Linked DNA regions of Mus musculus: all the other regions are linked to region 1. The links are chromatin loops, found by intact Hi-C in ENCODE. Cell type or tissue: left cerebral cortex. All regions are shown on one strand. Each heading gives the region's core, and the rest is flanking DNA. Links, peaks and the distances in the headings are about the cores only. Region 1 overlaps Phf2 (PHD finger protein 2). Region 2 overlaps Gm36606 (a long non-coding RNA gene). Region 3 overlaps Gm36784 (a long non-coding RNA gene).

The links. A loop is a pair of places that touch in the nucleus more often than their neighbours do. Peaks named below come from ENCODE experiments on the same cell type or tissue, not always from the same donor. Only the 100,000 strongest peaks of a DNase experiment are listed, where the experiment ranks them.
Region 2: it touches region 1 in a loop (4-fold over the local background); 35 of 42 quality-filtered maps call a loop at or near these places.
Region 3: it touches region 1 in a loop (3-fold over the local background); 11 of 42 quality-filtered maps call a loop at or near these places.

Annotation. Positions count from the first base shown.
Region 1 is chr13:48,795,388-48,801,896 of GRCm38, forward strand. It overlaps Phf2 (PHD finger protein 2), which reads right to left. Exons shown (of 22, transcript NM_011078.3): 22 at 6,363-6,509. Among named protein-coding and RNA genes, the nearest start is that of Phf2, 72 kb to the right of the region's middle. In left cerebral cortex, for the core only: a CTCF peak has its summit at 5,643 (motif pointing left); DNase peaks (open chromatin) are centred at 2,975, 3,246 and 5,640.
Region 2 is chr13:48,652,354-48,658,862 of GRCm38, forward strand. It overlaps Gm36606 (a long non-coding RNA gene), which reads right to left. Exons shown (of 4, transcript XR_382336.3): 2 at 2,679-2,820; 3 at 1,606-1,806; 4 at 369-617. Among named protein-coding and RNA genes, the nearest start is that of Gm36606, 7.2 kb to the right of the region's middle. In left cerebral cortex, for the core only: CTCF peaks have their summits at 1,626 (motif pointing right) and 3,476 (motif pointing right); DNase peaks (open chromatin) are centred at 1,651 and 3,467.
Region 3 is chr13:48,728,908-48,735,416 of GRCm38, forward strand. It overlaps Gm36784 (a long non-coding RNA gene), which reads left to right. Exons shown (of 3, transcript XR_382338.2): 2 at 4,366-4,577; 3 at 4,973-5,177. Among named protein-coding and RNA genes, the nearest start is that of Gm36784, 24 kb to the left of the region's middle. In left cerebral cortex, for the core only: CTCF peaks have their summits at 2,836 and 3,854 (motif pointing left); a DNase peak (open chromatin) is centred at 3,374.

The sequences.
Region 1 (6,509 bases), core at 952-5,951:
TGTTTGAATCTCCACCCTTGGACCAGCACTGACGGCTGTTGTGAAGGATGGAGTCCGCTCTCCCACTTTTCTTAGCTCAGCATCTCTTCTGAGTCCCCAGGTAGCTAGGAGAACAGCTCAGAGCCATACTGACTTCTCCATGGCCTGGCCTTCCTGATGGACCCTTGCTCCTTCCCCATCCTCAGATCGTGGCATCCGTTCACACTTCTGCTTCCAGAGGCACATTTTCCTCAGAGAGACACATGCTTCACCATGCCTGGCTCATGCTCCCAGCACCTGAGCTCCCATGAGCTTCCCCATCCAGAGGAGACAGGACTTTCTCACAGACCCCAGGCATGGCTCCTTTTAGACAGGATGGACAATGGATAGACTCGTGTCTCTGGTGGCCCTTGTGTGAATGAAGGAATAGGAACTAGGGACAGAAGCTGACAGAATCAGAGCTCCCTGTGATACTAGTTTACCCGTCCCACCTTGGGCTGCCCAGAAAGGTGGCTTCCGTCTCACCGAGTCCAGCCAAGTTCAGAGTGAGGCAGAATATCCAGGCAGCTTTGAGTGACACCTTGGCCTGACTTTTCCAGTGACAGGAGACGAGAGACTACCTGTGTGCAAAGGTGCTCTGGTGATTCCAGACTGGCCTCTGCCTTCTGGGCTTCTGGGACGCCCTGGTCTGCCCACCAAAGGTGCAAATAGCTTGATCTGCCTCCCAGCCAGGCCCCCAACCACCTGTCCAGTGCCCAAAGACCATGAATCACCCAGCCCTCACAGGAGGAAATAGTGATAACCTCAGACCCCAGCAGGGCCACCCGGATGCTATCTGTCTCAATCTGGCTGGCCTGGCTCAAGCACAACCTAGCCCTCCGGGACCCCGGTGTTACTCATGTTGGCTGACATACCTGACCCTGCCGCTCCATCTCCTCACTTCTGTATACCGTGGTGTCTTGCTTGGAACCTCCTCCTGTGTCAGGCCATCTCTCTTTGTAAGACCCACTCAGGTAATTCCTCTTCTAAAACCCACACTGCCTTATTCTGATGACTCACATCTCCATAAACTAGTAGCCCAGACTCCCACTATGGCCCCAGCCATTGGATCCAGGGTCTGCAGACTGTCTTCTGGGGCTAATTGGGCCATGGGGAGGCTTGTTTGACCACCTGATGGATACTACTCCCTACTTGGCTGTGGGACTTGAGAAAGTGGTGGGGGGTGGGGGCCATGCACAATGTCAAGATCCTATTGACAGATTGAGCTGGAAGGGGACCGGAAGAGATGGTGTTTCAGAATGAACATGAGGTGACAAGACACTGAGACACAGGCCGGCCAGACCCTTGCTGGGGGGTATGGTGCACAGGGAGGGATCCTCCCGTCTGAACCATCAGGGTCTGGGCAGAACTGTCTCACAGATCTGCAGTCTGTTAACCCAAGGAAAGGGCAATGGGTTTGATAGGTCCTGTCATCACACAAAGCCATGAAACAAGGAAATGATACAGAGTTTAGGAAAAATAAACAATTCCAAAGTCAAACTACCAGAGAATAACCCAGTTTTGCCACCTGCATGTTCCCCCAGCCCTAGCTGCTCCCTGTAAGCAAGAGCGACCCATCTGCCCCGGCTGGGCTCTACCCTAGACACCCCTAACCCAGGCAGTGATAACATTCCATGGCAGGAACAAGCCACCCACGGGGAATCCAGGTCCTCCATGATACAGGGCTGACACATGGAGGTAGGTGACGCACACCAGCACTCAGTCACGAACTGCATTGTGTCGCAGGCTGAGTCAGGGGCCTTACAGCAAGAAAGCAAGTTCTGCCTCATCAACTCAAAGGGGAAACGGATAGCTTTCTGACCAGTGATAAGGACCCAGGCGACCCTGTCCGGCCCCTCCAGGAGCTGGCACGGAGCCGAGGTAGTTCATCAATGTAATCCTCGTGGCGCCCGAGGAGAATGTGGTTATCCCCCAGGTCACAGCCCATGGGAGCTCCTCCTGAGTGGTCAGAGCTTGCAGATCCTGAAGGGCCCTAGGGGGGAAAAAGCGTGCTGGTCTCAACTGCCAAAGGAGGAAGGAGACACTGACCTCTCTCAGGCGGGACCAGCTGCACCCTGGAGCCCATCCCACTGCCAGGGGACTCCGACTGTTTGCATGAGAGTTCCCGGATGTGCATGTGGCTCAGTTGGGAGGGGGCTGGCCTATCATGTGCAGCACCCCGGGTTCAAACCCCAGTACCACAGAAAACCAGTGTGGAGGTGCATGCCTGTAAACCCAGCATTCGTGAGATGGATACAGGAGGATCGGTCATCCTCAGAGACATAGGGAGTTTGAGGACACCCTGGGTTATAGGGGACTCTATCTCAAAGTGTTCCCTGTGACACATAAAAGAGACAGTATTGGTCTATGGTTATTGAAAAATGCACAGAAAGAAATGTGCCTCTGTTGCGCCCCCCCCCCCAAAAAAAAAACAAAAAACAAAAAAAAAAAAAAAAAAAAAAACAAAAACAAAAAAACCCACAGTCCTGGAACCATATCTAGAAGGCCTGTGTGCTTTTTAAAGCAACCAATGTGAGTGGAAGTGCCTCCTGCCTCCAGTGTGACACCCAGTGTGTTCTCTCCTATTCAAGGTTAGCCCCAGAAAGTGGTTGGAGTGAGGGTGGCTAACACTAGGACCCCACTGCACTTGCTCAAGCTCAGCCATGTTGGGAGAATGGAACTACTGCCCCATTTTACAGAGGGGAAACTAAGGCCCATGGCCACTGGGTTGGGGAAGGCAAAGAATCCTACCTTGACATTGGTACCAGAAATGGGATGCACCCCCCTTTCTGCTCCCTCCTGCCACCCCAGGACATCTGCTGTTTGGTAAACACCATGCACAGAGGCAGGGCCCTGATTTGGAAACTACTCAGACTGCATCATGGGGCCTTGTGTGGCCCGGCCAACAGCGGACAATTAATTACTGGGATCATGCAGAGGCCAGGCGAGGGCCCAGCGCCCGGTGTTTACACCGCACTCGTCTGTTTGGGGCCAGCAAATCCGTGTCAGATGTTAATGGAACTGCATCATTTTTCTGCCGAGGTGGCATCCCTGGGGGTGTTTGGAGGAGGAGGAGGAGGAGGAGGAGGAGGAGGAGGAGGAGGAGGAGGAGGAGGCCAGCTGGACTTGGACTGAACAGTAGGCGGCTCAAGAGCAAGAACACCATCTGTCAGGCTGCAGACAGCCTGGTCGGCTCTCCTGAGGCTGCCTTCCCTCTTCTACAGTGGGCAGCATTGCACAGCACCTCCTACCTCTCCATAGAACCTGTGGCCACGCTAGTCTTGGCTTAAAAAAGGTAACAAAGTTGCAAAAGGTAACAAAGTCTAGATTATAAAACGGCCACGGGGACCCTTTGTGTTTAATGAAGCCTTAGTCAGGAGGCTCCAGCCACAGGGCTCCAAGGTTGCCTGGAACAGCAAGCAGATCTCTTGGGCAGGCCTGAATGCAGGGGAGAGAACACTGCTTTCTTCCTCCTCCAAGTGGAGATGCCCTGTCATCAAGAAAGTGATGCAAGGGAAGGCCAGAGCAGAAAAATAATGGCCCTGCCTAAGGTTATACAAGAAACCAGGTTCACTGGCAGGTGTGTAGGAGAAAAGATGACTTCCTACAGGGGCCTGGCCCGGAGGAGTTAGCCTAAAGTACCTCTAGGGTAAGTCAGGGCCGGTCTCTCCATTCTGCAGATGACAGAGCTGAGCCTACACAGCTAGGAGAGAAGATGAGGGCAGCCCCCAATCTCTTCCCATCATCCCTGCCTCCTAGGTTCTCAACAAACTTGATCCTGCCCCAAGGCCTTTGCACAGTCTGTCCCCTCTGCCCAGGAGTCTCCCTTCAGGGTCTTAGTGCTCTGTGTACTCAAGTTAGCTGCTCTGAAAGCCTTCTTGCCCAGACAGGCTAACATGTACCCAGCTGAAGTAAAATAAATCACAAGGAAATGTAGAGGCCCTGCCTGGAACACAGCTGGTAAATGTGACCACACTGGCTACAGGGCCACTTAGGAAAGCTGTGGACTTCAGTCCTGATGCCCTATGACTTCAAGCTCCTGCAGCACCTTCCCAGAGAGCTATAGCAGCACTCAACAGTGGACCTCTCAACTCTTCTACTGCAACAGCGTCCGGTTTCCTGACTCAATGTAGAGGAGAGCCCAGCCTTTAGTGACCAGGCAGCCCAGTCCTGCCCTGCCTGAGTTGTCACCATCTGCAAGGTGGAACCCTTGTTTAGGGCAGAGCAGTCTAGGGTAGATGCAGACCCAGGTTAGTCTGGGGACAGAAAGGGACCCAGAGGGGAGGGAGTGGTGACGGCTGAGACCCTTACAGGGGCCCAGGCCTCAGGAAAAACGTGAGAGCTGCCATCCTGGCTGCCATCTGCAGGAGAGTATCTCTCAAAAGATCAGGTTCCAAGTCATGGCAGGGATTAGGTTTCACTAGTAGCTGGGACTGTGCCTCGGTTTCCCCATCAGCGTTACACTCTTGTAAGACCTTTTCTAGAAGGTGATGCATCATGTGTGTAAGTAACGTCATATGTGTAAGAGAGGATATTGTCACATATGCTTAAAGGCAGTTACTGACTGAATCAATGTGATTTTTCTCGTCTCCTCCCCAGCACGTGCTATATTATAATTTTGTCTCCTTCCTGCCCTACGGGAGAGGTAACCTCTGGTCACTGGCCTGTTCCTACCTCCTGGTGTCCATTCTGAGCACTGCCCCCCCATGGACTCCCAATTAGATCCTTTTCTGCCAACTGTAGGTTCTCACTGGCTTTGGGACCAGGGGGACACACAAAGAGACCGAGTCACCATCCTACTGAGTTCCCTGTCATGCATAGAGAAGATGGGAACGTGCCAGGAACAGGGTGGAAGAGCCCCCTTCCCTTTGGTTCACCAACGATCCCTCTGCTGACTTGGGCCGACTCTGAAACCCGCCATGCCGGCTCCCAGGGGCCTGCTCAAAGGTAACAGTGGCCCTTCTTTTTGTTTTGACCTACAAGTCTGTCTGAGCAGCCTTAGGGAGGTCTGGCTGACTGGGAAAGCATCAACTCCGACTGGGCTGCACCGGGTGGGGCTCTTCCTGAAGGCTCACAAAAGCTAGTGCGGGTGCAGAAAGAAGCAACTATGGCCAGTCAGTGCTGCTCTGAGCTCTTTGTCCACATACATGCAGGCTGCCTGGCACACAGCAAAACCTCTCCACGTGGCACAAGTTAACCGGAAGGTACCACGGATCAGAGCTAGCCCTTGAGAAATATTGAGTGTCCTTGGGAAGCTCTCCCCAGGCCCAGGATCCTCAGCTCCTTGACAGCTCTCACAACCACCTTGAAAAAGGGATGGAATGACCATCTCTGCGGTAGGAAACCTGGGCTCCAAACCTGCCAACCAGCTGGTAGTGAGAGACCCCAGATGTCAGACCTGGGATGCCATGGCATGGAGGTAACCAGGGCTAGGTGTTGATGCTTATGCTTCAGGGCTGGGGTGGGGACAGCCAGAGCGATCTCGTGTGTGTGTGTGTGTGTGGGGGGGGGACGGACATCAGATCATCTTGTGGCTCATTAGGGTTGAGGGCATGAAGGGGGTATACACACCCAGGTGCCTGAAGCCTGCGGCTCAGCATGGGCCCAAGGCGCCACCTAGTGGCAACACTGGGACCCGCCCTCATGGAAGAGGTGTAGCTGGTCCCCCTACCCTCACAAGGGACTCAGCCACACAGCATGTGTTGGAGTGTCTCTTCTGAGTATCCAGCAGGCCCCAGAAAACATAAGGCTTAACGGGGCTCAACCCAAGGCCATGTGATGTTACATGTCAATAGGCACATGGAATCACACCAACCAGTTCATATCCATCCCTAGGGGTTTGCTTCAAGGCTTGCTTAGGGGGTTGGCAGAGAGGGCTCGTTGCTGGCTCCTTGTATCTGCATGACCTCAGCCACACACATCTCCAGCTCTTTATCTAGAAACAGGAAGGTCACGCCCACCTCCAGGGCGAGTGACACCAGGGTGCTTATGGGGCTGGGAGAGCAGAGGGACCTGCTCAGCAGGTTGTGGCCAGTGGGCAGGGACACTTCTTGTAGTTGTCCATAGGGTGTCATCAGCTTCTTCCCCAGACAGGGCTGATACATCTTCAGCCTTGCCTACGGCATTGTCCCACCATCTCCATAGTGGACGCCTGTCACTCTAGTGAGTTGTCTCAGGCAGGGCGGCTTCTGTCGGCTTGCTACAGACATCAATGGGGGCTAAGAAATGCCCCCTACCCAAGGATGCACCTGGCCAGAGCCTGCTGGAGTCAGCTGGCCCCACTGTCACGTGCCCCACGGGTGACAGGAGGATGGAAGGGGCGGCAAGCACGACAGACACATGGCTCTGTACAAAACCTGAAATATTTTTACTTTTTTAAAACTTTGGTCTAAGTTGCCTTAGACCTCATGGACTCGATACAAGAGTAATATGAACTGGGAAATAGAACACTTTAATAGCCACGATAAACTTTGTTAGAAATGTACATGTCG
Region 2 (6,509 bases), core at 1,013-6,012, 140 kb before region 1:
AAACCTAAGACGGAGGATCGATCAGTGACATGGTTCTACAATGAAGTCCCTTCCATGTGGTGGAAGGAGAGAACTACTCCCATAGCTTGTCCACTTGGAAGTGTAAGACTGGTGAGCCGTAGCTTATCGGGGACCCCCTGAGTGAACCACGCGGAGCCGGGAATCAATGCAAAAAGCAAGAGGAATTTATTGTTCCAGTGCACTGGGATCGTCCCAGACCTGAAGGAGAGGCAGCAACACCCTGAGGTGTTTGGTGACTTTGGTGAGTTTTTATATGGTTTCCAGGGGTGGAATAGAGCATCAGCAACTAGGTACAATATGATTGGCAGAATAGTGCACCCTTTAAACTGATTGGTCTTTAGGGAATGAGGTAGGAAGGGCTTACTCAGCCTCTCCCTTCTGGCCTACATGCTCTCTGGGCTGTCTCTTCCAGGAGGGGTCCAGTGGAATTTTCCAATGGCTCTCAGCTAACATCTTCAGAAGAAGTAGGGATTGGCTACAGTAAAGTTGAAGCTAGCTCCACCTGGGTGGTGCCTTTATTCTCCAGACTTCCCTTCACGTCTTCTTGGGGCCTCTGAGAGTATCCAGTAAGAGAGGCTGAGATGTGTCACTGAAGCCTGCTAGGGAAGAAGAGGGTGAAGGTGGAGCTGTGTCAGAGGCAAGGCTGACACAACAGATGCCAGGCCAGGGGCCAAGCAGCTGTCTCAGGACCAAATTCTATGCACGCTCATCCTGCCTCCCAGAGCCCGGCCCAGCAAGTTAAAAACTATGGGAGCAGGAGGAACCAACAGATCTGATTGGCAGCTGCTGCTGGCCCACCTTGGTCTATAACTCCCTTGCTGGTAAGCTCTGCTACTTGATTGGGTGTCACTGCTGATCCAGCTCAGGACCTGCCTAGGTTAGAAACACTTCCCCCCTCTGGACAATGTCCCCCTCTGAGTAGTAATTTCTATGTTTGTTTGTTTCATTTGCTTTGATTTTCCTGTTTTTCCCCCCAGGCTGACTTTGAATTCCTTGCAATCCTCCTGCCTCATTCTCCAGAATATTGGATCACCACATCTAGCTTGTTGTCACTTTTAATCATAGTAAGATGGTACCCTGTCAATGCCACACAGTTCCTGCCCACACCTATCAGCCTGGCAAAAGGGATTCCCTGAGCAGTGGCAAACGTTTCAGAGACAGAGAGAGGTCTTGGCCCCTTGGTAAGCAGGCTCACTGATGTGGTGACTCTAAAGTTTGTTCCTGGTTGTTGATGACAGAGACCCAGCTGGGCATCCTGGCAGACAGGCTTCCTGCCCAGGATCTCAGAGGCTGTGGGCCAAGTGTCTGCCCTGCTGTGGTCTCTGCTCAGCCAATGAAGTGTCTTCTTCTGAGCTCACCTGGATAGGAGGCAGACTCTCTTCCTTACTGCAGGGTTCTGGCCATTAGCCTTCCCCCAGCCCCACTCCAAGTCCCCAAGAACATCTCGGACCTCAGGAAGGCCCTAAAGGCTTCTTAAAGCCATCGCCCAATTAGATCAATCCAAGTCAATTAGCTCCTTAGCTAATTACAAATTACATTTGCCATAAAGGTAGCACGGTGTGGACCGCGGCGGCAGTGCTTTACCTTGGTGGATTATGCAAGAAACGGACACCAGGGGGCGACCTTAGAGTTAGCCTGCCACACGGATCTCCCAGCTTCCATGGACCAGCAGCAAAAAATAGCAGAGCGAGGGAGCCAATGATTTTCCAAGGTAGAGTGAGTTTTGAATCCGAAGTGCAAAGATAGAATGTGTTTCCTTCTTCTGGCCCTCACGTTGCTTATCCTCTAGGAAAGGGACACACAGGTTAAAGAGCTTAAAGTAATATCGTTTCTAACCCCACTTATTCCTGTGCAAACAGAAGGGAATAATCAGGACTGTCAGGCACAAGCCACATAGTCTAGTGTGGCAGTCTTCATTCCCTAGACAGAGATGTGGTGGGACAGGGTAGATTCAAAAAGAAAAAAGGGGTGGGGTGGGTGGTGACTTGCCCACTAGAGAGGCCAGTACTCTGGGTATCTTGAGCCATGGCATCTTAGGATAACTAGCCTGCTGTATACAAGCTGCTTCCTGGGCCCTTGCAAGCCCTCCCTGTCCAATGGTCAGGTCCTGGAACTCAGGAAATGGAAGGGCTGATGCAGCCCATCTCCACTCAGCATGAGGTAAGGCCCATGGTGCTGGGTTCAGATCCAGAAGTGAAGCATGGAGTGTGGAGTAGAGCAGTAGAGACCTCTGGTCAGCTGGGGCTTCGAGGCTGAGCCTCAGTAGCTGGGGGGTGGGGGGGTGGGGTGAAGGAAGAGTGGGTGTGGAGTCAGAAGGTAGCACTGAAGTATCCTCAAGGGACTGCTGGTTCCAAAGCCAGCCCTGCTAACTCAAGCAAATGGGCCACCACTCCTCTATGCCTTCTGGTAGTCTCCTTGCTGGCAAATTAAAGGTAAAAATGTCCATCTCAGCTAGATGTGGTGGCGCACACCTATAATTCCAGTACTTGAGATGCTGAGGTGGAAGGATCACAAGTGGGAGGTCAGCCTGGGTTAAATATTGGGGGGTGAGGGCAGCTTCCTGGAGTAGAAGATATAAGACTAGATGAGACATCACGGGAACAGGGAAGGATTCAGGGCCTTGGAGGATAGATACCTTGTTGAAAAAGCCATGCTACCTCAGGTGCTTCTGGAAGTAACTTGGACTTCATGTTACACCATGCCACCTCTGTAGAAAGCTGTCTCCTGCCTTGCCATGCCCATAGCCTTGGGTCATCCTTGCAAGCTCCTAGGTCCACCTCAGCAGCTGGACTGTGTTCCCTGAGAGCAGATAAAATGTCATTTTCTTTCCATCGGAAGCGCCAGTGAGGCAGTACATGACCAGGGAAAGAAGATACTAGATTTTCTTTCTTTAAAAAAAAAAAGTTTGACTTAGGTTGCTGCAGCAATGGCTGAGGAGGTTAAGGGCCCTTGCTGCCCTTCCAGAAGACCCAGGGTTGGTCCCTGACACCCCACTCCACATGTTGTTTCACAACTATCTGTAACTAACTTTACAGGATCAGTTCAGATCCCCAGAATCCATATTAAAAAGTTAGGAATGGAGGTGCACACCTATAGCCCCAGTGCTGGGGGGAAAGAGATGGGACATGTGGGGATCACTGTACAAGTGGTCTTGCAAACAGGGGAGCCCCCAGGTTCAATAAGAGACCCTGTCACAAAATAAGATTCAGTTAAGTAGACAAAGACACACAATATTGCCCCTAGCCTCAACGTGTATCAGATGTGTACACCATCCACAAACACACGCACACACCACACACACACACACACACACACACACCGTTTTCCCACTCCTGGCTCCCGGCAACCCCTGCTCTGTTTGTTTCCACATGCTGGCCTCAAGCGGTCTGATTTTCCCTTTCCAGAGATGTCCCCAGTGAGTCTAGTTTAGACATAATGTGACCAGCAGAGGGCAGAAGAATCCTGGAAGATGAGGGGGTGGAGCAACGAGCCCGCTTTTGAGCGAAATTTCCTGGAAAAAGTCTCAACTGGCCTCACAACTATAAAAGCCACTCTTCTGCCATATTCTTCCCCTTTGCCTAGTCCTTGCAGAATTTGTCACTTGGCAGCTGCAAAGGCTCAGGGCTTGGGAAACCCCAGCAAGTCCGGGCCACAGCCTCCTGTCCATCCATGTATCAGCAGCTGGAGAGGATTTAGATGGAACTGAGGGAGATGGGAAAGGATGTAGCCAGGGTGGGAACTCTCTCCCCTGGGGTGGCCTTCCCTGACACTGATGCTCCAAGTCACTGGGCTCTCAGAGGACTGTAAGGTCTGCCACTGAAGGGGATGGGTACCCGGGCACCCCATCACAAGGAGTGTGCAGGGTAAATGACTCGGCTCCAAAGACTTGTGTGAGACTGACTGAGGAGATGACTGTGTAGCTGGACTGACCTGTAATCCCAGGACTTGGGAGCTGGAGGAAGAGGATCAGGAGTTTAAGACTAGCCTTGGCTACATAGTACAGAATTGCCTGTGCTATATAAGACACAAACAGAGTGGGATGGAAAGGAAAAAATAAATAAAAAGAGATATCAGGAGGGAGGCACAGGCGGGTGAGTTCCTCAAGTTCAAAGCCAGCCTGGTCTACATAGGGAGACCCACCCCCACCCCCATCTCAGGAAACTTAAAAAAGGAAAGAGAATGAGACAGAGAGAGAGAGAGAGAGAGAGAGAGAGAGAGAGAGCTGCATTTTATTCAGTTAAGGGTTTGGGTATGGTATTGGTATTCCCATTTTAAACTGATGAAAATGTAGGAACATTTTAAATTGCTGGGGGGAAAAAAAACAGAGACAGGCTGAGGAGATGGCTCTTGTGACACTCAGGGTGCCACCAAACAAACAGGTGCTTCTCTCAGTGGTGAGGGGACAACTAAACACATTTTAAAGCTACAGTAACCCAGAGAGAGAGAGACAGAGACAGAGACAGAGACAGACAGAGAGAGACAGAGACAGACAGAGAGAGACAGAGACAGAGAGACAGAGACAGAGAGTTGCAGTCTGAAGATGGATTATAGCCCAAAAAATTGGTGAACGGCCATTCCCCGCCTGATTTCATAAGGTAGTCATGCTGGAAATTGAGCTCACACTTTTCAGTGGTGGGAAAAAAATCAAGATGGGAATACTGTTTCATGATGTGAAGATTGTGTCAAAGTTAAATTTCAGGGCACACAGATGAAGTTGGACTGGAGCAGAGCCACGTGACCTGAAACAGTCAACACATGACCGAAAAAGCATGAGGTTTGTACTTGTCTATATTCTTACAGTAAAAGTAAAAGGCGTTTGGTCCCTGGTGGAGGCTGTTAAGAGTGGGCAGAAACATCTTCAAGAGAGACACACCCCACCCCATCCCTCATGCCCTCATACCCCAGTCCTAGTTGGAGTCAGAGGCCTGAGGATCAGGAGCCTAGAACCCATCTCAGTAACAGCAAATTCAAATTTGAGGCCAACCTGGGCTACAATGAGACTATTTATAAACAAACAAACAAACAAACACCTGTCTCTTTGGGTTTTTGTTTGTTTGCTTGCTTGTGTTGTTTGTTCATCATTTGGGGAGAACATTTGGGGGGAGGGAGGTCCTGGGTGCTCAGTGAGGTCACCTGTGGGTATTTGTGACATGTGATCAGTTAAGCCTGGCCTTTAAGACCATTCCTGGCGCCATAGTGAATTTGAGGCCACCCAGAGCTACACAAAACTCGAACACAGAAAAATACCATGTGAGGAGAGAGGGCGGAAAAGCACAGAACATGCAGAGGTGGCAGTAGCCGATACCCTCACTACATGCCAGTTCAGAAAACAGACAGGAGCAAGGTAGCCTGGATTCATGGTAGGAGGCTGGTCTTGGGGACTTACATCTGAAGAATATGGTGGCTGTATCTTCTCCATGCCCCTGGGAGGACCCAAATCCCTTCTGAGGCAAAAGCATCACCAGAGCTGACAATGTCCTCCTGAGGGAGTGGAAGGAAAGAGCCTCGCAAAGCTGCCCAGCTCTGCTGCTCTCACCCGTTTGAGTTTCCTGACAAGCCTTGTATTTGGAGCGCTGTCAGGGAGGACCAGGGACTCCTCCCACGAATGCAGTGCAGCTAAAGAGCTCGTGGGATAGCGTCTAGATAGATTCCGGTCTGTCTCACCACCGCTGACTCCTCATGGTGCTCAGGCTAGAATGAGACCCTACCCCATAAACAAGCCAGAAACCCCTCCAAGGGCTCTGTAGATTTAATTCCTTACTAGAAGCATTAAAGATCAGGGTGTCTGCAACGGGTGCCACAGGCCTTTGTGACTGCCTCTACCTTAGCTGTTAGAAATAATGGGGGAACTATGATTTAGCGATCCCGGGCGGGCGGGGGGGGGGGGGACGACAGAAAGGCGCAAGGGATCCTGTGCTAGAGTTGGGGAGATAAGAAGAGGGAGAAATGGGTGAATGGGAAATTGAAAAAAAAAAAAAACAAAAGGAAGAGAGTAAAAAGAGGGTCGTCTTCCATCCCGACATTTCTTACTATCTTCCAGCTGCCACCACTCTGGTGCCTCTTCTTTTCTGCAGCAAAAACTTTTCTGCAAGGCCAGTCTGCGGTTTTTAAATTTAACCAGGACTTTGGCAGAATCCCGGGTGCGAGCCAGGCGGCCAGAGCGGGTGGCGGGGCACCTGCCCACAAAGGGCTTGGAAGCGTTGCCTCAAGACTGTCAGTCACCACGACGGTCATCTCTTTACCCAAAGGGACAGGAATCTTGCAGTCCCCAGCCTGCACTCTGCGCGGAGTTCAGAATCTCTGTTGGCCCGGGCTCCCAGGTTCTGCATTCGCTGTCCAGTGGAGCCACATCACCACGCGAGCCACGGAGCCGGAGCCGCAGTCAGCGACCACTGTCTTGGGAGTGACCTGGTTCTCACCTCTAGTCTGGGGTCGCACCGGAAGCCGCTAAAGGCAGGGGTGGGTGTGAAACACCAGCGAAGAATCGC
Region 3 (6,509 bases), core at 969-5,968, 66 kb before region 1:
GTCCTATGGTCCCTTTCTCTGGGCTCCCCAAACCTTGGTCTCTCCATCCATAAAATAGAAGTATTGAGTGCTACCCCACAGGCTTTATGGGTTAAATCGCATCCTTCCCTACAGGTCATTTGTGCTAAAGACCTCATCTTGGAGAAAAGGGGGGAGGCCGGCAGAAGAAACTGCAGAAGACTGGATCTAGCAGCTCACCACACGCCTTTGAAGTGGGAGCTGGTACCCTGGGTCTTCGCCTCTCTATGACTTTCTGGCTGCCATGAGCTATGCAGCTTCATTCTGCCAAGTGTTTCAGCCACAACGTTCTCTGCGAAGGCTTGTCGCCAAAGTGTCCAAGCAGCTGTGGACAAAGCCCTTTCCTTTTCCTTTTATGTGGGTCCTCTTCCTTTTGACATACACCAATAAAGGGACCGAAAGGGGGAGGAGAGAAGGAGGAGGGGAGAAGGGGAGGAGGAGGAAAGGAGGAGAGGAGGAGAGGACGAGCCTGGGACTCATGAGGGATCCAGACTAGTTGTGGAGTGACAGGTGAGAAAATCAGAAAGGGCTGAAACAGGTTCCGGGACAAAAGGGAATCCAAGGGGACAGTCAGTGTCCCTGACCAGCAAACTCTGGACTCAGTGTCAAAGCAGGTTTCCAGGGATCCATTAGCACAGGTGACATCTTACAGGCCTCAACAACCACACCTGGGCAAGGAAGGGGGGGAGGGAGGACAGAGATCCTACTATAACCCACACTCAGTGCCTCCCAGCTGCCCAGCACACTAAGAACCCTGTGGTCACTCAGGAGCAAGGGTTCCCTCTGCCCCGGTAGGATCCTCACAGGCAGGGGTGGGGTGGGGGAACCTTGTGTCTTCCAACATCCACCCTTAAAGCTGAGCCCTGGTCTGCTGCCCCCCAGGGCCCAGCTCTGGACAGCCCGACTAGGCTATGAATAGCACACAGCCCTTTTCCTTTCCAAATATAAAAATGTTTGCTTTCAATCAGGGGCGTCTAGGGAGATGGAAATTATAGGATCGGAGAGTGTCCTTGGGTAAAGAATGCTGAAAGCTCGTAGGGCCTCTGATTAGGGCTGGAATTATTCCTGCCGTAATATAAACAAGCCTCGCTGGGCTAATGGGGGGCGGGGGCGGGCCAGGAAATAGGGGCACATGCCACAGCTTTGTTTTCTCCTCTCCCTGAATGCCAGGGAACAGGCCTAGTGTCCCCGGCAGTCCAGCACTGGTGTGACCATGGACTGGTCCCTGCCTTGCAGGTCTGCTGTTCCCACTGTGGCAGGTGGGGACAGGCTTATGACATAGGCAAGATTGAAATGAACTATGCAAGTGATTGGGGGCGAGGGGGGCAGGCAAGGGAGAAAATAGGAAAACAGCACCCAAGAAGTCATTTAATCTACATTTCCCTAACAGTCAGCTAGCCAGTCAACAACACTGAATGGCCCCTCCCAGAGACATTGATGGTGAAAACATCTTCTGCCATCATGGGCTGAAAAGTAAAGAAACGAATACAGAAAGGGTAACTCTTAGCATCGTCGTGGCAGGAGCAGTGACCCGAGAAGGGAACTTTTGTCAGCTGCTCTCTACCTGGCTTGGGACAGCCATCTCTTCACCCCTTGCTGCTTTCTCTAAAAAACAAGATTATCTTTTTTCCATGGCACATGCCATGTGCCTGCCAGCGCCCAAGAAGGCTGGAAGAGGGCAACCTATCCCTTGGAGTTTCAGGTTTTTTGAGGCAGAGACATGGCTGCTAGGAACTGAACTCTGGTCCTCTGGAAGAGCAATTAGAAAAAGAGTCATCTCTCCCCTTCGTTGCTAACTTAATAATCAAACTTTTTCTTTTTTATCTATGTGCAGACAGATGGCTTCCACCTTTTTCTTTGAAGCCCCCGTCTACTTGTGGTTCCAACTGGGGATGGATCCTGAAACCGAATTACTAAGTAGCATGGTCCTGAGCTTTCGAGAAGTGTCAGAAGGATATTAAAGAGGGCAGCAACACCCAGCCCCCCCCCCACACACCCCCAGAGTGACTGCCACTGGGTCACTGTGCCTCATTTGTAAAATGGGTGCAAACAATAAAGTACTCCAAAGGGACCCCAAGAAAGGATGTGACCAACTCTGGTGAGAGCTGGTGACCTCCAGTCAGCAAGCACCCAAGAGGAAGGTGGCCCAACGTGTGCTGAGGTGGGCCTGTACTTTTGAAAAGCAGAAAGGAACCTGGCACGATGGGAGGGGACAGCTCTGAGTCCCCAGTACTGAACCCAAAGCCTTCTGTTCCTGTACTGAGCCCAGCATAGAGCAGGAAGTCAGGTGGCCAAGGATAGAGCTAACGTGTGACCAAAGGACAGGGTCCAGGCGACACCTGTTCGGCGTCCCCAAGACAGGAACACACCCAGCCAGGTTATCACCCGCCCTCTCTGCGTGGCTGCGGGATCAGGCGGATGCAGGTTGCTCCTTGAAGCTCATCTTCCTTGGAATTCTCGGGGGGGGGGGGGGGGGGGGGCTTCGAGGAGAGGCAGCACCGCAGGCTGGGAGGTGGGAACCGGGAAGCGGGGACCATCCCGGGACGGGGGCGGCTCTGGAATGCGGCCGCCTAGCAGATGGCCCCTGTGCGCCCTGCCGGGGCCGCCAGCGGTTCCGTATTTACACTACATTAATAATGGTTTAAACGCTCTCATAAATACATGCTGATTAATTGGCAATCCATTTGCCGAGGGCCGGCCTGCCAGACGGTTTCCTGGAGGCCCCGCTCCACATCCAGATAAACACGCTGGGGCCGGGCGCTAATGCACCGCCCCGCCCCAGTCCGCGGGCTGAGCTGCTCAGCTGCGCCTCCTGGGGAGCAGGGGACCCTCCAGGAGCCCCGGGGGCACGTGCGTCCCGCAGTGGCTGGCTCCCGGAGCTCGCGCCCAGCGGGGCCACCTCGCGGTTCGTCTTGGAGGCCCAGGGTCCCATGCCTCCCTAATGATGAACTTTAGGAGGTGCCTAGGCGCTGGGATGAACCCTGTTGTCTCACAGTGCGAGGCCACCTGGTCCTACTGTCATCTCAGCCTCCTAGCTCAACCTCCTTTCTCATCCCCTGGCCCAGGCCCCACTTCTGGGGGTGTCAAGAAAGAGGGATTTATTTCCATGGAGGCAGAGCGGTGTCCCCACGAGTCTGGGTAGCGACTTGGAGTCCAAGTCCCGAGGGAAGACTCACCTCACTCTGCCCCTGTCCCTGGGCAATTAGCGTTAGCCCTGCCACCTCCCCCTTCGCCCCCCGCCCCGGTCCCTTCTGAGTTCCGAGCTTCCAGCTCATCAATGCCAGCTGTTTCAGGCACATCTCTTGCGTCCATTCTACAGGTGGGAACATTGACAATCGCCTGCCAGGTGGCCTTGCTGGCAAGTGACAGCTCAAGACACCCCCACACGTCTGCTCCAGGCTAGAGTGTTGAAGGAATGAATGAATGAATACTAAAAACTCCGAAGGGGTGGATGGGGTGAGGGAGGAGTGTGCCCCCTCTGGTCCCTGCCCCGATGATTGGCTTTTAAGCTCGGGCAGACCTCGAGTGGGGAGGTCAAAGGTGGCTGCTGATGGCTGTCACTCAAACAAAATAGGCCCGTTTTCATTTTTCACTTGGGCCCAGACCCCTCCAAACAGACAGTGATTAGGTCCTGATTGAGCCTTTCCTCCGCCTGATGACTCCCACATGTGACCCGCTCCCAAATTACATGCAAATGTTCGCGGACGAGCTGCTGAAAACCCCAGCGGGCCCCAAAGGGGCCGGGTCCCTGCCGCGCCGCACCCCTCCCCCGCAGGTGCTAGCGGCCAGGTCACCAGCCTCACCTGCAGGGCCCGGGTTCTGTAGCGCCGCCTGGCGGCGACGCAAAACACACTCCATTTGCTGCGGGTGGATGATGGAGCTGACTTGGCTCCATGGCCTCTGTGGTCTTTGCACCGCGTGTCGCGTTCCCTAGGAGGAGGAATGTGTCGTAGCGCTTGTGATGACGGCCATTGGTCATTGCTGTGGCAGTGTGTAACCAAATAGCTGAGAGACAGAAGCCTCAGAGAGCACAGGCTTGGTGCTGTGGGGCCCGTGGCGCTCTTTGAGCTCTCCGCCCTTACATTCTGTGTGCTTTGAAAGTGACAGAGTCAATAGTCACACCATTGGGTTGTGCATGAAGGGAAATCGTGGATAGCAGCCTACAGGTCAGGGAGCCTTAAAAGTGCCCGGAGCCTCACCTGACACAGGGATCCTGGCAGCGGCTCCACAGCCAGCCTGGCTCATCTTCATGCCTAGCCCTCCGAGTTTATTAACACCCACCGTGAGTCTCCTGACTGAGGGCGCCGTGGCCCAGGGAAGCTCATCCGCCTGCCTTTCCTCACACAGCTGGGCAGCAGTGAAGACATCTGGGAGCATCCACAACTACAGGATGGGAGCTAAGGTTCTGACCTCTGCAGCACAGCCGGACAGCTCGAGCTGACACAAAGGCTTCTACCCATCCTGGGCCTTTCTCACAGGGAAGACCGCCACCACCACCACTACCACCACCCCTAAAATGCTGCAAGAAACAAGGCAGTGGCCGATCAGCTCTGTGCCTGGTAGGGGTTTCAGTCCCAAGTCAATGGAGGATGCCACGTAGTCACCCCTTCCTGGGGCCCCACATGGCTTCCAGACCTTTCCCCCTCATTTACCCATCCACCCATCCATCCAGGGTACGTTGGCTCTTGCCTGGGTCCCTGTTAGATCACTAGTGTCAAGGGAGGAGCTAGCTATTCTTGCTCAACTGGATCAAGTCAAACTTGAGAGGTATTCTGTGTGTGTGTGGGGGGGGGGGGAGGCAGAGAGATTCGGTATACATCTATGTCTAGGTGTGCTATGTGTGTGGTGGGGGTTGTGTGCTTGCATGTGGAGGTCAGAGGCTGACTTCAGGTGCCCTCTCTCTGTATTGATGCCACCTTCTTCTTTGAGACAAGGTTTCTCCTTTAACCTGCAGCTCACTGATTCATCGAGACCAACTTGGTGGGCGAGCCCCAGGGATCCTCCAGCCTTCACCTCTCCAGGCTGAGACTACAGGAGTAGGCCACTTGCCTGGCTTTTCACCTGGGTTCTAAAATTTCAAACTCAGGTCCTTATGTTTGTTTGTACAGCAAGCAGTCTACCAACCAAGCATGTCTCTAGCCCGTCTGCATTTAATTAATTAATTAATTAATTAATTAATAATTGTGTATTGCTTTGCCTTTTGGCTAAAATCATTTTATATTTTAAAATGTGTGGTGTGTGTGATGTGGTGTGATGTGATGTGTGTGTGTGTGTGTGTGTGTGTGTGCAGGTACTGGCAGAAGTCAGAGTGGGCATCAGATCCCCTCAAGCTGCAGTTTACAGATAGTTGTAAGCTTGGAACATGGGTGCTGGAACTGAACTCGAGCCCTCTGCAAGAGCAGTCGATGGTCCTCATTGCTGAGTCATCGCTCCAGCCCTCAGCACACATTTACAGTGCCATCTCTCACAGGGCCAGGAGGCACAGCAGAATGGTTCGCTATGACTCCCAGTTTGCAGGCGACCACCTACCGGCAGTGACAGCCATAAGATAGTGTTCATGCCCACCTGTCCTTACCCAGGTAGGAAAGACTGTGAAGTCATACACTTTGTGATGCAGGGAACAGATGTAAGAAAGGGATGGCCAGAATGTGAGACAAGAAGATGCATTTCAGAGATGCTGGGCAGGCAGATGGCCACGAAGGCAGATGGGAAGGGACTATTTATGCTTTGGATTGGGGCAAAGGGGAGTGGCTCTGGTAAACGGGCATTCAGCCTCACCATTGGGAACAACCAGGAGCCATTTCTAGAAGCAGAGGGGAAGACAGTGGAGCCATGTGCTCTTGACTGCTGTGAAGTGTGAGGATGCAGCCGTCTCCTGACAGGATGGAGAGCTCTCTATGCTAGCTCGTGAGGGGCATCTTCTCCAGAGTCTTCAGGAGAAAACCGAGAGAGAAGGACCTGTGAGCAGTATGGCTCCATCTCCACTCCCCACTCCCACCCCATTGCTTCCTGCACAGCAGTGGGTGTCACTCCATTCCCTGCTAAGCAGGAAGCAGTCACGAGCCCCACCCTCACCAGCAGGTGGGTGGCCCCTCATCAGCCTGCTGTGGAAAGTGAAATCACTTCTTCCAATTACGGTCGAATCTGGAAACTTTTTGTGCCTCCGACATTTCCTCCAGCCCAGGAGTTAATCAGCCCTCTGCTGTCCCCGCTGGGGCCAGGGTGTGGGGCACCAGGCCCGTGGTGCTCTAGAAAATTGTTTCTCATCGTCAATTATTGCCCATTAGAGCTAATGGTGGCACTTAATCACCGAACACTTATCTGGGGTGTTTTAAGCCACTGCAATGGCCTCCCTTCCACCTCCTCCCCCACCTGGGTTGAGCACAGCTCAAGCTGTTGCCAGGAATATGTATAGGTATATGTATTTAAACCAAATCACACATCTGATACCGTTTTGTTTGAAAAACGATCTTGCTTCGCCTCCCTCACGT